Regions from separate parts of the Homo sapiens genome. Here regions 1 and 3 are each linked to region 2. A link is a contact called in ENCODE Hi-C or POLR2A ChIA-PET data. All regions are on one chromosome and are shown on one strand. Each heading gives the region's core, a stretch centred on a gene start or an enhancer-like site at or near the end of the contact. The rest is flanking DNA. Distances are from core to core; before and after follow the strand shown. Region 1 holds the start of AADACL2-AS1 (AADACL2 antisense RNA 1). Region 2 holds the start of MBNL1 (muscleblind like splicing regulator 1). Region 3 has its middle 49 kb from the start of AADACL2-AS1.

What was found. Hi-C counts contacts between places; a loop is a spot of excess contacts on that map. ChIA-PET counts read pairs that join two places held with the same protein, here RNA polymerase II (POLR2A). Pooled maps may share reads with other maps.
Region 1: a map of IMR-90 shows a loop between it and region 2 (7-fold over the local background). The contact joins the promoter of AADACL2-AS1 here to the promoter of MBNL1 in region 2. A Hi-C loop is called at or near these places in 4 of 168 maps with a recorded cell type or tissue (IMR-90, PC-3, PC-9 and 1 more), 1 of 37 single-sample maps with no recorded cell type and 4 of 50 pooled maps. POLR2A ChIA-PET finds 5 or more read pairs at or near these places in 2 of 52 experiments (A549 and PC-3).
Region 3: a loop to region 2 is called in a map of endothelial cell of umbilical vein, with 9 times the contacts of the local background. The contact joins the enhancer-like site here to the promoter of MBNL1 in region 2. A Hi-C loop is called at or near these places in 5 of 168 maps with a recorded cell type or tissue (Caco-2, HCT116, PC-3 and 2 more) and 4 of 50 pooled maps.

The regions. Positions count from the first base shown.
Region 1 is chr3:151,926,254-151,930,674 of GRCh38, reverse strand. It overlaps AADACL2-AS1 (AADACL2 antisense RNA 1), which reads left to right and starts at 2,500. Exons shown (of 3, transcript NR_110203.1): 1 at 2,500-2,818. It overlaps LOC107986047 (a long non-coding RNA gene), which reads left to right. Exons shown (of 3, transcript XR_001740567.1): 3 at 1-123.
Region 2 is chr3:152,266,951-152,271,575 of GRCh38, reverse strand. It overlaps MBNL1 (muscleblind like splicing regulator 1), which reads right to left and starts at 2,647. Exons shown (of 10, transcript NM_021038.5): 1 at 2,484-2,647. MBNL1-AS1 (MBNL1 antisense RNA 1) reads left to right here and starts at 1,950. Exons shown (of 2, transcript NR_027038.1): 1 at 1,950-2,148; 2 at 2,504-4,625. RefSeq lists silencers at 2,200-2,309, 2,710-2,759, 2,810-2,869 and enhancers at 1,760-2,601, 3,060-3,159, 2,602-3,444.
Region 3 is chr3:151,975,007-151,979,223 of GRCh38, reverse strand. No RefSeq gene overlaps it. Among named protein-coding and RNA genes, the nearest start is that of AADACL2-AS1, 49 kb to the right of the region's middle. Within about 2 kb of position 2,888, at least 6 of the 41 ENCODE cell types and tissues checked have a DNase peak (open chromatin) inside an H3K27ac peak, as active enhancers do; they include HCT116, PC-3 and endothelial cell of umbilical vein, where a contact is called at or near this core.

The DNA.
Region 1 (4,421 bases), core at 1,251-3,750, 340 kb after region 2:
CAAATTTTTATGAATGAATCCAGATGGCTACTCCAGTTGCCTTCCAGCATATGGACAAAGGTGAGAGTGATTTTTTCTGATATGATATTCTGCTTTCTAGTTGGTGACAAATATTTTACCCCTTGAGATGAATTTTAAAATCTTTCCCTTGGCCAGGTGCGGTGGCTCACGCCTGTAATCCTAGCACTTTGGGAGGCCGAGGTGGGCAGATTGACTGAGTTCAGGAGTTTGAGACCAGCCTGGGCAACACGGTGAAACTCCATTTCTACTAAAAAAGAAAAAATTAGCCAGGCGTGGCGGCGTGCACTGATAGTGCCAGCTACTCGGGAGGCTGAAGCAGGAGAATTGCGAGACTCCATTTCCAAAACAAACAAACAAACAAACAAACAAAAAAACCCATTTCCCTTTCTGGATCAGAGCACAAATGATACAATTTTTAAAAAATACCTTGGTTTTCTTTCTTGTCTGTTTGCACAAACCTGCTTTCAACCTCATGATTGTTTCTTCCAATTGAGATCTGATTGGCAAAGCCACAGACTAAGCCACCTAGTCTCCCCCTTTGATACTGTCATGTTTTAGTTAGAGAATATCAAAAAAGAAGGGACCTTAAGATCACTTGGTCCAACCCCTCATTTGTAAGACAATGAAACAGGAGCAGAGAGGTGAAGGGTCCTGTTCAAGGTAACATGGCAAAGTAGTAACAGGTTTGGTTTAGATGTAGCAGAGGGGCTCTTTCTTCTACATTCTTTGGGTTGTGCAGCTTCTTCCTTTTTTTTAACTGTTTATTATATAAATGTTGTTTAAAAGTGGCCATTTTTTCCTTTTCTAACTGAATAATATAAACATGATATGTTAGGCTGATATCACTGGTGGTGGTGGCTGCCTATCACATGCAGTCCCTTCCTTTCTTGGGCAAGGAATGGGGTAAGGAATTATCCATTACTTTCGGTGTCCACAAAAGTAAGAAATGATGGGCGCTTGCTTTTGCAGATTTTGCAGTACCGAGGATAAAGGCATATAACCTGCCAGGAAATCCACTCTAGAGCAAGTGATGCAAAGATACAGGGACAAAGGAGATTTTTGTCCCAGTGCAGGTAGCAGAGACAAGAGTTCCAGAGTCTGAACAGTGCTGGTGACAGCGCTAATGACAGGCAATGTCCGGGGTTGGTAGGGGCAATACCTGGTATTCTGCAGTGCGGCCATAATGTTTCCGGAATTGGTGGGTTCTTGGTCTCACTGACTTCGAGAATAAAGCCGCGGACCCTCGCGGTGAGTGTTACAGCTCTTCAGGTGGCGCATCTGCGTCTGGAGTTTGTTCCTTCTGATGTTCGGATGTGTTCGGAGTTTCTTCCTTCTGGTGGGTTCTGTGGTCTCGCTGGCTCAGGAGTGAAGCTGCAGACCTTCGCGGTGAGTGTCACAGCTCATAAAGGCAGTGCGGCCCCAAAGACTGAGCAGCAGCAAGATTTATTGCAAAGAGTGAAAGAACAAAGCTTCCACAGTGTGGAAGGGGACCCGAGCGGGTTGCCACTGCTGGATGGGGCAACCTGCTTTTATTCTCTTATCTGGCCCCACCCACATCCTGCTGATTGGTAGAGCCCAGTGGTCTGTTTTGACAGGGCGCTGATTTGGTGCGTTTACAATCCCTGAGCTAGACACAAAGGTTCTACACGTCCCCACCAGATTAGCTAGATACAGAGTGTCCACGCAAAGGTTCTCCAAGGCCCCACCAGAGTAGCTAGATGCAGAGTGTCGATTGGTGCATTCACAAACCCTGAGCTAGACACAGGGTGCTGATTGGTGTGTTTACAAACTCTGAGCTAGACACAGAGTGCAGATTGGTGTATTTACAATCCCTGAGCTAGACACAAAGGTTCTCCAAGGCCCCACCAGAGTAGCTAGACACAGAGTGTTGATTGGTGCATTCACAAACCCTGAGCTAGACACAGGGTGCTGATTGGTGTGTTTACAAACCTTGAGCTAGATACAGAGTGCTGATTGGTGTATTTACAATCCCGGAGCTAGACATAAAGGTTCTCCACGTCCCCACCAGACTCAGGAGCCCAGCTGGCTTCACCCAGTGGATCCCGCACCGGAGCTGCAGGTGGAGCTGCCTGCCAGTCCCGCGCCGTGCGCTCGCACTCCTCAGCCCTTGGGTGGTCGATGGGACTGGGCGCCGTGGAGCAGGGGGTGGCACTTGTCTGGGAGGCTCGGGGCCGCACAGGAGCCCATGGAGGGGGTGGGAGGCTCAGGCATGGCGGGCTGCCGGTCCCGAGCCCTGCCCTGCGGGAAGGCAGGTAAGGCCCGGTGAGAAATCGAGCGCAGCGCCGGTGGGCTGGCACTGCCGGGGAACCCAGTACACCCTCCGCAGCCGCTGGCCCGGGTGCTAAGCCCCTCATTGCCCGGGGTCGGCGGGGCCCGCCCGCTGCTCCGGGGGCGGGGCCCGCCAAGCCCACGCCCACCCGGAACTCCAGATGGCCCGCAAGCGCCGCGCGCAGCGCCGGTTCCCGCTCGCGCCTCTCCCTCCACACCTCCCTGCAAGCTGAGGGAGTGGACTCTGGCCTTGGCCAGCCCAGAAAGGGGCTCCCACAGTGCAGCCGTGGGCTGAAGGGCTCCTCAAGTGCCGCCAAAGTGGGAGCCCAGGCAGAGGAGTCGCCGAGAGCGAGCGCGGGCTGTGAGGACTGCCAGCACGCTGTCACCTCTCAATAACGCCCATCCCAACGTTTCCTGAGGAATAATTTTGGTCGTGTTCCTGCTACTCAGCTTTTCGTGGTTCCTGCTCATTTTCAGAGTCTAACATTCCAGCTTTTCCGGAAATTCTGTGAGTATACAACAAACTTTGACAATTCCTTTTGGATTTAACTCATCTGAAGTTAGTTTTGGTTATACTCAGTGAAAAATTTTGGTAGTAGTTACATGGCTCGAATAAAGAAAATAGACTTTGCTTTCTGGGTCTGGGAATAACCAGTGAACATCTTTCTGAGCATCAGTTTCTCATGCATAAAATTTAGGAAAGAAAACCTGAGGGAGGTTAGCTGAATCACTTCTCTGCTTTGCAGAGTCAGATTCTATAAGAAAATGTTATAACATGGAGAAATTTGCCCTTTTCTGTTCTCCTCAAGCCCCCAAAATATTTGTCTTCTGATAAAATGTAAGGAGAAAGAAGAGGCAATAAAAGCAGAAAATGAAAAAAAAAAAAAAAGGCCAAACAAATCTTTATTTTGTTTTGATAGAAGCCCATGAAATATAGCAAGTTGGTTTCAATTTTCTGAAGCTTTGCACAATCAATTAGTTAATCTTAATCACTGCCTATGGAATTCAAACATGCACAATTCCAAATTTTTACACATTCTCATTCATTAAAATAAAGGCAGAAGCCAGGCGTAGGTAGAGTGATATTTTTATGAAGCACAAGCCTTGTAATTTTCCAACATCTGTGGGGAGTTAAAAAACAATCGCTACGATCGCTTCAGTTGCTCTGAAGCTGGTAATATGTGAGTCATGTTTAGGTGCTTTCTGGGCCCTACAAAATCATCAGATAGATTTTCAAATGTGTTTGCAGTAAGAGCCGCACCTCTTTTTTTCTGGGCATGGAAAAACCATGTAAAATAGATCTCAAAGAAGCCAGCATTGTAAGCAACAGGCACATAGTTTATTTTTAGAGACTGGGTTACCATTAGCACATATTTGGACACTTTTTAGTCTGACTCAAATATACAAAAAACACTTTACTAATCATTTATAGAGCAAGTTCGCTGTCTCCACCCTACCCAGAATATAAAATATAAAGATTCTAATAATAGGGGTACACTTAATAAATGTATTGATGGGTGTTTCTCTTTCAACACAATTAATTTGCCCTAAGCAGTGTCTAGTTAATGAGGTCTTAAATTGTCAGAATAAATAGGTGTGCTCTGCTCTAACTTCAACACGAGGCCATGGCAGACATGGCTCTTTTCAGCTACCTAAGTTTACTTTCAACCATTTTCCTACCCATGCAGTGTCCCTTTACTGAGAATTGGTCGTGGACTTCCAGCTGTCTGTTTCCTCCCGAAGAGGCCAGCTATCTTGCTGCACTAATGATTCCTCCTTTGTTGGAAGCTGACTCTATACTAATAAAGAACTGCTGGCAAACAACTGTAATTAAGAAATTTAAGCTTGAGAGAATTAGGATGAGGCAGTGTAATTCCTCGTTATCTTTGAGCATTTTTGGAAGGCATGAGGTACTTTTTGTTTCTGGTTAAAACCGAAGGAAACATTGAATAAATTCCTGCCTTCCACATAATAAAAAAAGGTGTATATTTGGACAGGCTTTATTCTTAGTAGTCACTTCATTTAGATCCTTACTTTTAAAATGTTTCTAATAGGGAAAAAATACTTTCATTCAACTTTTCAAACTAAGAAGTAAGATGGCTGTGTCCCTG
Region 2 (4,625 bases), core at 1,398-3,897:
ACCAAGACCTGAGATGTTCTCTAATCCGCACATCTATCACCAAGCAGAAAGCCAGAAGGTGCAGCAAGATTATTTATTCTCTGTTTCCATATAGATCTATCAAATACAGGCCTAATGTATGGCAACAGTGACAAATGCAAGGGCATTTTTTTCTTATAATGAAGATAAGGCATTTTATATAATAAAGTAACACACCCTTCCTCAATGAGAAATACAATTTTCAATGAGAAATATAATTTTACTCTTTTTTTTTCCCCCAGGAGAAATTTTGGGTTAGTCTGTTCTTGTTCTGGAACAAAACCCAGTGTTTCATTTCATAGGAATTCTGTGCCCAAAGGAAGAACAGAATGTTGGAATCAAAATTTAATGAATTCAACTTGGAGTCTAACTTTGCCTCAAATGTGGAAATGTAAACACAAGCAATAATATCTCAAACCATATAACACTTCAGTTTCTCTTTGGCATGACTGCGCAGAGTACCACACTTGATGTGTATCTACACACAAATTTGTTCACAGTTACATAAGGAAAAAAATTAAACTAGGCATATGTGAGGTTTTTCTGAGTCTCTTAGTAATAATGAAATCTGATTATTATGTCTTAAGTGACACTATAATTATAGATGAACAGGTTTTCTGTTGCTGACCCAACCTGTTCCTTAAAACACAAAAGGCAACTTTTGTAGTCTTCAGCAAGGAAACCCCCCATTAAACAAATAAGACTAAAAAAGCTATGCCTACATTTTCAAAGAAGACCTAACAATATAATAATAATAATAAAGTAACTCCCATGCAAATACACAAAACAGATAAAAACTAGAACATTAGGTTTTCTAAAGAAGTTTAGCCTTAGTTGTCACCAACTTTAAGAAAGCAAGATACAAGTGACAGCGATGTGCATTCTCAGGCTACAAAATAACTTATTCAGTGCCTCTATCTATAACTACATCTAAGACATTCTAAGTATTGAACTGCACATTCCTGGGATAAATTTTACAGTCGTTGAACTTTCATTTTCTCTCTGGGTGATAATATTTTATCTCAACAGCAAGGAGAAACACCAACACACTTAGGAATCCACACAGAGAGATAACTGTGGAGTGGCTCTCTTGTGCTGGTATAGAATACTTAGGTACTAAACACCCTCTGTGTATAAACAGACACTGTGTTCAAACCCAGGAGGAAGGGACATAGTGTCCACCGGTGTAGTATTTCAAAGCACGCTGCAGAGGGCTCGAAAGTCTAAAAGCATTAATTATGACTTCTCTCCTAGCGTATTAATTTAAGAAACTCCTCAGAGTATATGGCAGAGTTTGCCATCCATCTGCTATGACTTGTGCCTGTGCTGGTGGGCACACAAAGTGAAGTCAGCGGCAACAACCTTTCCGGCAGCTTCTTAACTTTAATCCTGGGGAGACATACTCCACGGAAATACACCCCAGAATCCCAACAGCCGCATACTCTCCCGGCCCCAGAGAGCCTTAAGAATACAATATTACTCTGGCAGCAACACCCCTGTAGTTGTAAAGTGCTGTGCGAGGGGAAGGCATAAGCGCCACCATATACCTGCTCGTGTTACAGGCTCTGGAATCAAAGTATTCTCACATGACACATTACTACCAATAACAGATTCCGGCTCCGTTTAAAAAAAAAAAAAAAAGTTGGGGGGTGGCTACATATTTGTCCTGCTTTTGTCTAAAAACCAGAACCCAAGTACTAACTACTTTTCATTCTTTTCAACCTTTCATGAAAGCAATTCAACCAACTGCGGCTCCACCCAAAGAGCTTCTATACTTACTTTTCTTACAGTTTTTGAGTGACGCACTACAAAACGATGAAAAAAAAAAGAAGAAGAAGAAAAGGAGGAGGCAGCCCTCTCCTACAGGGCGTCTTCCGCCCTGTAAACTTGGCAAAAGGCAAACTGGCCTGAAATACAGCACTCTCCATATAAGGCAGCCCAGCTAAACATGTCATGCGTAATTTATGGGTAGCAAGCAGAGAATTAACCTTTGCGTGCACATATTTGGCCCAGATGAAAACCGGGCGGGATGGCAGCCCCGGGGCCAGGGATGCGGGAGCCGCCGGGAAGACCCGCGCGCCGCTCGACTCAGAGGGACTCACACCTTCCCCCGACAAAGGTCATTAAGTTGTGAGTACACTTGCACGCACCTGTTTCTCTTCTCGCCCCCCTGTTTCTCCCTGGGTCCCGCTGGGCTGCCAAGCCGTGCGCGGGCTGTGCCGTGACAGCGTCCGCAGAGCCCGCGGCAGGGAAGGGCGCAGGAGCGGCTGCGGCTCACCCTCCCGCCTTCCCCCGGGCAGGAGGTGCTGAGGGACGCGAAACCAACTACCGCGAGCGGCCCGCCCCTGCCCGGGAGAACCGCGGCCGGCGAGCACCTCCTCGCACTTCCTCCTTCAGCCACGGGCAGACCCGCCGGAGTCCGAACAATGAAGCGGCGCGGGGAAACTGTGAAAATGGAAACTTACCTCTCACATTTTTTTTTCAGAGGCGGCCCCACTGTCGACCAAGTGCCCAAGGCATTGTGGGAGTCATGATTCCAAGATGCCCGCGACGGAAAATGGAACTTGTCAGCTCCTTGTCATGGGAGCATTGTGGGCGCCACAACTCATTCAGCTGCAGTGAAAAGACTGTTGCATGTCGCTGTGCAGCCTCTTATCGCCGAGGTCTGGCTTCCGCTGCTGCTGCGCGGCCCCTCCCCCGCCCGCCCAGCCCCACCAGGAAGCCCAGGGCGGACTCGTCGAGCTCCTAATGCACGCGGCGGCGAGAAAAACGCTCTTCAACTTTCCGCCGGCGCCCTCCCGCGCTTCCCCGGGCCACAGGGTCGCCTGTCAACCGGACAGAGCCCGCAAGAGCGGGTCATGGGCGGTCGCCCAGCGGCGCCGAGAGCAGGAGGAAGCCGGAGCCCGCGCGGGCGCCGTGGATCCCCTCGGCCTCCCGTTGGTATCTTCCATCTCATGCGTTCAGCATTGTAACCTCGCGGCGGGCGTGCAGACCGGACGCCCTCCCGCTTCTTCTACCGACTGCTAGGCACACCAGTGGGTTCATTTTGAAAGAGGCCCTTGCACCGGGCTTTGCAAGGAAGCCGGCAAGGTTAGATTGAAGGTTAGAAGCCAATTAGACTAGAATCCTGCGATCTGGTGAGACTGCCGCCTTAAAATGCACCAAACAGTTTTTGAACCTGGAGGGCTAACAGGCGGGAAAAACATCTGCAAGACTGCCACCGTGTATTTTTCTCAAGTAACAGGCTATCCACAGTTTTGGAATTCCTTAGTGAAACTGTCACACAGGCACAAACACATGTCAGCTTTCCTTCTAGTTTGTAAATAATATTTGTAATTTACAGGCCACTGTATTCCCAACTTTGCACCATGTGATTTAGAGAAAGCAAAGCTCCCTCTTTAAAAATAATATGTTACTTCTGAAATACCGGGATATTCCACGGCAAGTAAGCCATATTGTCGCCAGAGCAAATAAACCGCAGCCCCATATCATAATTCACTGGGTGCTATAAGATGTAACTTGGCTTTGCTTTGAATGGAAAGAATCCTGAACGTCTGTGATGTGATGAAGTTTTGGAGACTGGGGGCAGGATTTCCTTTGAATGTAAGGAATTCGGATAACTTGTTCAAGGATGATTCTAGTGAAAAACGTTTGTCCCATGTTTGTTGGGACAAAAATGCTGGATATGGTACAACATTCTTCCTGCAGGTTCGGTTTTGTTGAAGAGAGTGAGGCCAGCTCGAGGTGAAGGAAAAACATCAGAAAGGTGCTAAAGTGCAGAAATATCTTCCAGAGGCACTAATAGCCGACTTTAGTTCTTGACCTTTAGCTAGATCCACAAAGCACTGAGTTAAAATTGTACACTGATCCCTTCCAGAACAAATTAATTAATTAAATGGTGCCTCTTCCCAGCGTTAATCGTTTAAAAGGACTCAAGTACCCACACAGTTTAAGCAAACTAAAAGAACACTGACACTTTCTCAGAGAACAGGGATGGGAACTTTCTATCTGCCCATTAGTATCTACCCCAAGCTACGAAGACTTCCATTCCTCTTATTAAGCATTCAGCAACTACATTTAGTGCCTACTATGCCAGTGATGCAAGAATGGATAAGACAGTCCCTACACTCAAGGATAACGCCTCTAGTAGGTGAGAGACAAACCGATTAATTCTGCATAAGGGATAAGTGCTGTATGTGGGAAGCAATCCAATGAGGGCTCTGAGGATGGCAAAGGAAGGGTTCCTGGAGGATTTACATTTAACTGGTGCCTTGAAAGGTGTGTAGAAGTTGGCAAGATCAAAAGGGAGTAGAGTCCAGGTGGAGAAGAGAAAAGAGCAGGGCAGGCTGGATGGCATGGCTCACACCTGTAATCCCAGCACTTTGGGAGGCCATGGAGGGAGGATTGAGGCCAGGAGTTTGAGACCAGCCTGGGTGACATTAAAAGACCCTGTCTCAAAGAAAACGAAAGGAGCAGGGTATATACAAGGGGTCTGCCAGCCTTCTCAGCCTTTCTGTGAGAAGCGAGGGTAGGGTAGTACAGGAGAGTGGCAGGAGATGACACTAAAAGTAGGTCTGTGTTGATCTAACGAGTCTCAACTTTACTGC
Region 3 (4,217 bases), core at 1,639-4,138, 290 kb after region 2:
ATAGCAATTAAGAATACAGTATAGATGCAGGGATAGAGAAATCAATCAATAGAACTTAGAAATAATCCAAGCATATATGGAACTTTGATATGTAACAGAGATGACATAGTAGATTATTGAAAAAGGAAGGACTATTAAAAAAGAGAGCTGAGGCCAGGCATGGTGGTCATGCCTATAATTTCAGCACTTTGGGAGGCCGAGGCAGGTGAATCACTTAGGTCAGGAGTTTTGAGACCAGTTTGGTCAACATGGTGAAACCTTCTCTCTACCAAAAAAAAAAAAAAAAAAAAAAATGTAGCCAGACGTTGTGGCCCACGCCTGTAGTGTCCCAGCTACTCCAGAGGCTGAGGCAGGAGAATCACTTGAACCCAGGAGGTGGAGGTTGTAGTGAGCTGAGATCTCGTGCCACTGCACTCCACCCGGGGCAACACACTGAGACGTGGTCTCAACAAAAAAACACAATAAAAAAAATAGAGCTGAAAATACTTGATAAGCCATATGGAGGCGGAAAAATGGCTTCAGTTCATGGTATGTCACATAACCAAAATCAACTCCACGTGTATTAAGGTCAAAAGCAAAATTAAAGATTTTGGAAGAAATTCTAGTATAAAATATTTCTAATCTTGGATGGAGCAGACTTTTGAAAACAAGATACAAACAGCGATAACCAGGAAAGAAAATGACTTGGTAAATTATATTACATTAATATAAAGCATAGTTCATCAAAAGATGCCTTTTAGAAAGTAAAAAAAAAAAAGGTAAAACTAGAAGAAGATATTCATAACATATATAAAGATCCAAAGAAGATTAACATGAAGAACATGTATATCCAATATGTGATTGGAAAAAATTGTCTTACATTGATTGCTAAGAGATGGAGAGAGTGGTGATCAATACAATCTCTTCTACAATGTTGGTGGCAGTACACATTGGTACAACTTCTTTGGAAGACAACTTGTATTGTCTATAAAGTTCAACATTTGTGTACCCTATGACTCAGCCATTCTACTTACAGTTTAACTGTAGGTACTTGGATACCTGTACAAAAATATTGATAGCAGTACTCTCTGTACTCTCTCTGCCACAGGAAAACAACTGATCTGGAAACACCCCAAATTGCTCTCCATGAGAAAATGAATACATGAAGTGCAGTATATTCACACAGTAGAATATTATACAGCAGTGAACAATTAATGAACTACAACTAAATTCGACAGGTAGGGATCTTAGCACACAATATTTGAATTTAAAAAAGCATTTCCGGGAAACTAAAAACAGTATACACAAAAACCACGCCGGGAGCGGAGGCTCAGGCCTGTGATCCCAGCACTTTGGGAGGCCGAGGTGGGCAGATCAGGAGGTCAGGAGATCGAGACTATCCTGGCTAACACAGTGAAACCCCGTCTCTACTAAAAATACAAAAAATTAGCCGGGCGTGGTGGCGGGTGCCTGTAGTCCCAGCTACTCGGGAGGCTGAGGCAGGAGAATGGCATGAACCCAGGAGGTGGAGCTTGCAATAAGCCAAAATCGCACCACTGCACTCCAGCCTGGGGGACAGAGTGATACTCCGTCTCCAAAAAATAAAAATAAAAATAAAAAAACACAATATATTCTTTAGATATAGATATATATGATATATAGCTAGAGCAAGACATAAATAATATAGAAATAAATAAAACAAGAAAATGAAAACCACAAAATTCTCAAGAAAGTCGTTAGTTTTGACAGAAGAATGAGTGGATAAGCATGGATCTAGGTTAGCACAGGATGAATATAAGTTGCTAGTAATATTGTAGTTCTTAGGTTGACTGTTATAAATGTTATTTTTCCTAATAAATTCATAGTCTGGGCTGGGCGCGGTGGCTCACACCTGTAATCCCCGCACTTTGGGAAGCCGAGGCAGGCAGATCACCTGAGGTCAGGAGTTCGAGACCAGCCTGACTAACATGGTGAAACCCTGTCTCTACTGAAAATACATAAATTACCCAGGTGTGATGGCAGGTGCCTGTAATCCCAACTACTCCAGAGGCTGAGGCATGAGAATTGCCTGTACCTAGGAGGCAGAGGTTGCAGTGAGCCGAGATCGTGCCACTGCACTCCAGCCAGGGCAACAGAGTGAGACTCCAAATCAAAAAAAAAAAAAAAAAGTCTGTCAGTGGACCATTTATGTACTGTTAATGATTTGCTCAATTTTGTACACCTTATTTCCACAAGGAAAATTTAAAGATATGATTACATTTTTACATTGTGATGTCCTCACTCCACAGAAGCTGCTATTAGAATGGAAGTTAGCTGACTTTTAAGCTACTCTGCTTCCCAGGGTTTAGAAAGACTTTCTGTTCTGGTTCTACCATATGGAAAACCAGGAGGTCTTTGGGAACCTCCAATGCAACTCTGGCATCACGAACCTTCCTTGATATGTGTGGAAATAGAGAGTTCCAAATGCACAGCAAGACTTTTCTGTGTGTCAATTGGAAATATTTTGAATGTCGCTAAAGTTCTTTCTCTTTAGAAAACCTTATTTTTGGAGCAATCATTCTGCATTGGAGCCTGTAAATCATTAAATCTAATTTTTTTCATTTTTCTAATGACAAAGGTCAAACTCACAGAAGTTGGATTGCCTCCAGCAATGATTGTGTCACTGAAATGAAAATCGATGGAAATAGGTCAATTCCTATCTTTGGCCATACTGAAATCTGTGACTTTCCTTAATTAGTTTAGGACTTAAGTCATCTGAAACAGCAGCAGGAGCTGTAAAGTAAACTAAATTGTGGTTTTCATGAGTCATTGATGCTCATCACAACTGGTTGCCTTTCAAACCCTAGTGGCATCTTTGGCCTCATTGGAATGCATTAAAATGTTCCTTTTTCTGACAGTGTTCTTGCTTGCTTTCCTGTACACTCACTTTCCACTGGGCATATTCCAGCCTCTATTGGTTAGTGTTTTAATAGCTACCTTCCTCAGCCAGGAAGCAGCTTAAGCTACAATTCATTCATACTGGTAAAAATAGATCTTTTCTGAGAACTACAATGTCCAAGTCACTTGAGAAAAACATCTGAATAGCAGAAGGATGTAGATAAAACATAACAACTAAAGAAGAAAAACAAAGAATTTTATTTGATTGGGAGATGATTGGCAGTCTAACTTGCAGTGTTTCTGTTAACCCTAAAATGGAAGCAAAAGGCCAATTTTGATTTCATTTTAATGTTATGATCTTTATGGTGTTCTGCTCAAACCTTAGGAATATCATTAAAAAACAAAAAAATGAAAAACTCCCCCTAAAACGTCTAGCATTGTGGAGTCTAGATGAAACGTGTATGGCTTGAGAACATAAAGTTTGATGAAAGAGAAGGCCATTTTGCATTCATTCATTTACTCATTTACCCATTCATTGATTACCAGGTATCTTCTTTTTTTTTTTGAGATGGAGTCTTGCTCTGTCGCCCATGCTGGAGTGCAGTGGCTTGATCTCTGCTCACTGCAAGCTCCGCCTCCCCGGTTCACGCCATTCTCCTGCCTCAGCCTCACAAGTAGCTGGGACTACAGGTGCCCACCACCACGCCCGGCTAATTTTTTGTATTTTTAGTAGAGACGGGGTTTCATCATGTTAGCCAGGATAGTCTCGATCTCCTGACCTCATGATCCGCCTGCCTTGGCCTCCCAAAGTGCTGGGATTACAGGCGTGAGCCATCACGCCCGGCCGTACCTTCTTTTTATAAGGCACTGGATATTGATCGAAACCAATTTAAAGCATAGCCTCTTGCTTCAAAGAGTTTATATCTAATAGGATTTATTCCTCTATAATAAAGATAAACCAATATTTTAATCTGTCACTAAACCACAGAAACATATCTTTCAACATATAATTGAACTTGAATATTAAACTCATGAGAAAACACATTTGGGCATTTCTTTTCCTTTAGAACATTTACCTTGTGCTTAAAAGTTATGTTTATAAATCAAACCATTTAGGGTTCACCATGATTTTTATGTGATAAAAGATATGAAAAACAGTACAAAACCAAGCACCAACAAAAACAAGAAAACCTCAAAAGGAGACAAATACCTATAGAAAAATCATTAATTTATTGAATACATATTTATTTAGTGTTCCGTGTTCAATATACTACATTTACTGCCACATGGAGGTATAAACATGATAAGCAAAAAAATCTTCACCTTCCCAGTTTATAATTCTATTGAAAGATAAGAGAAAT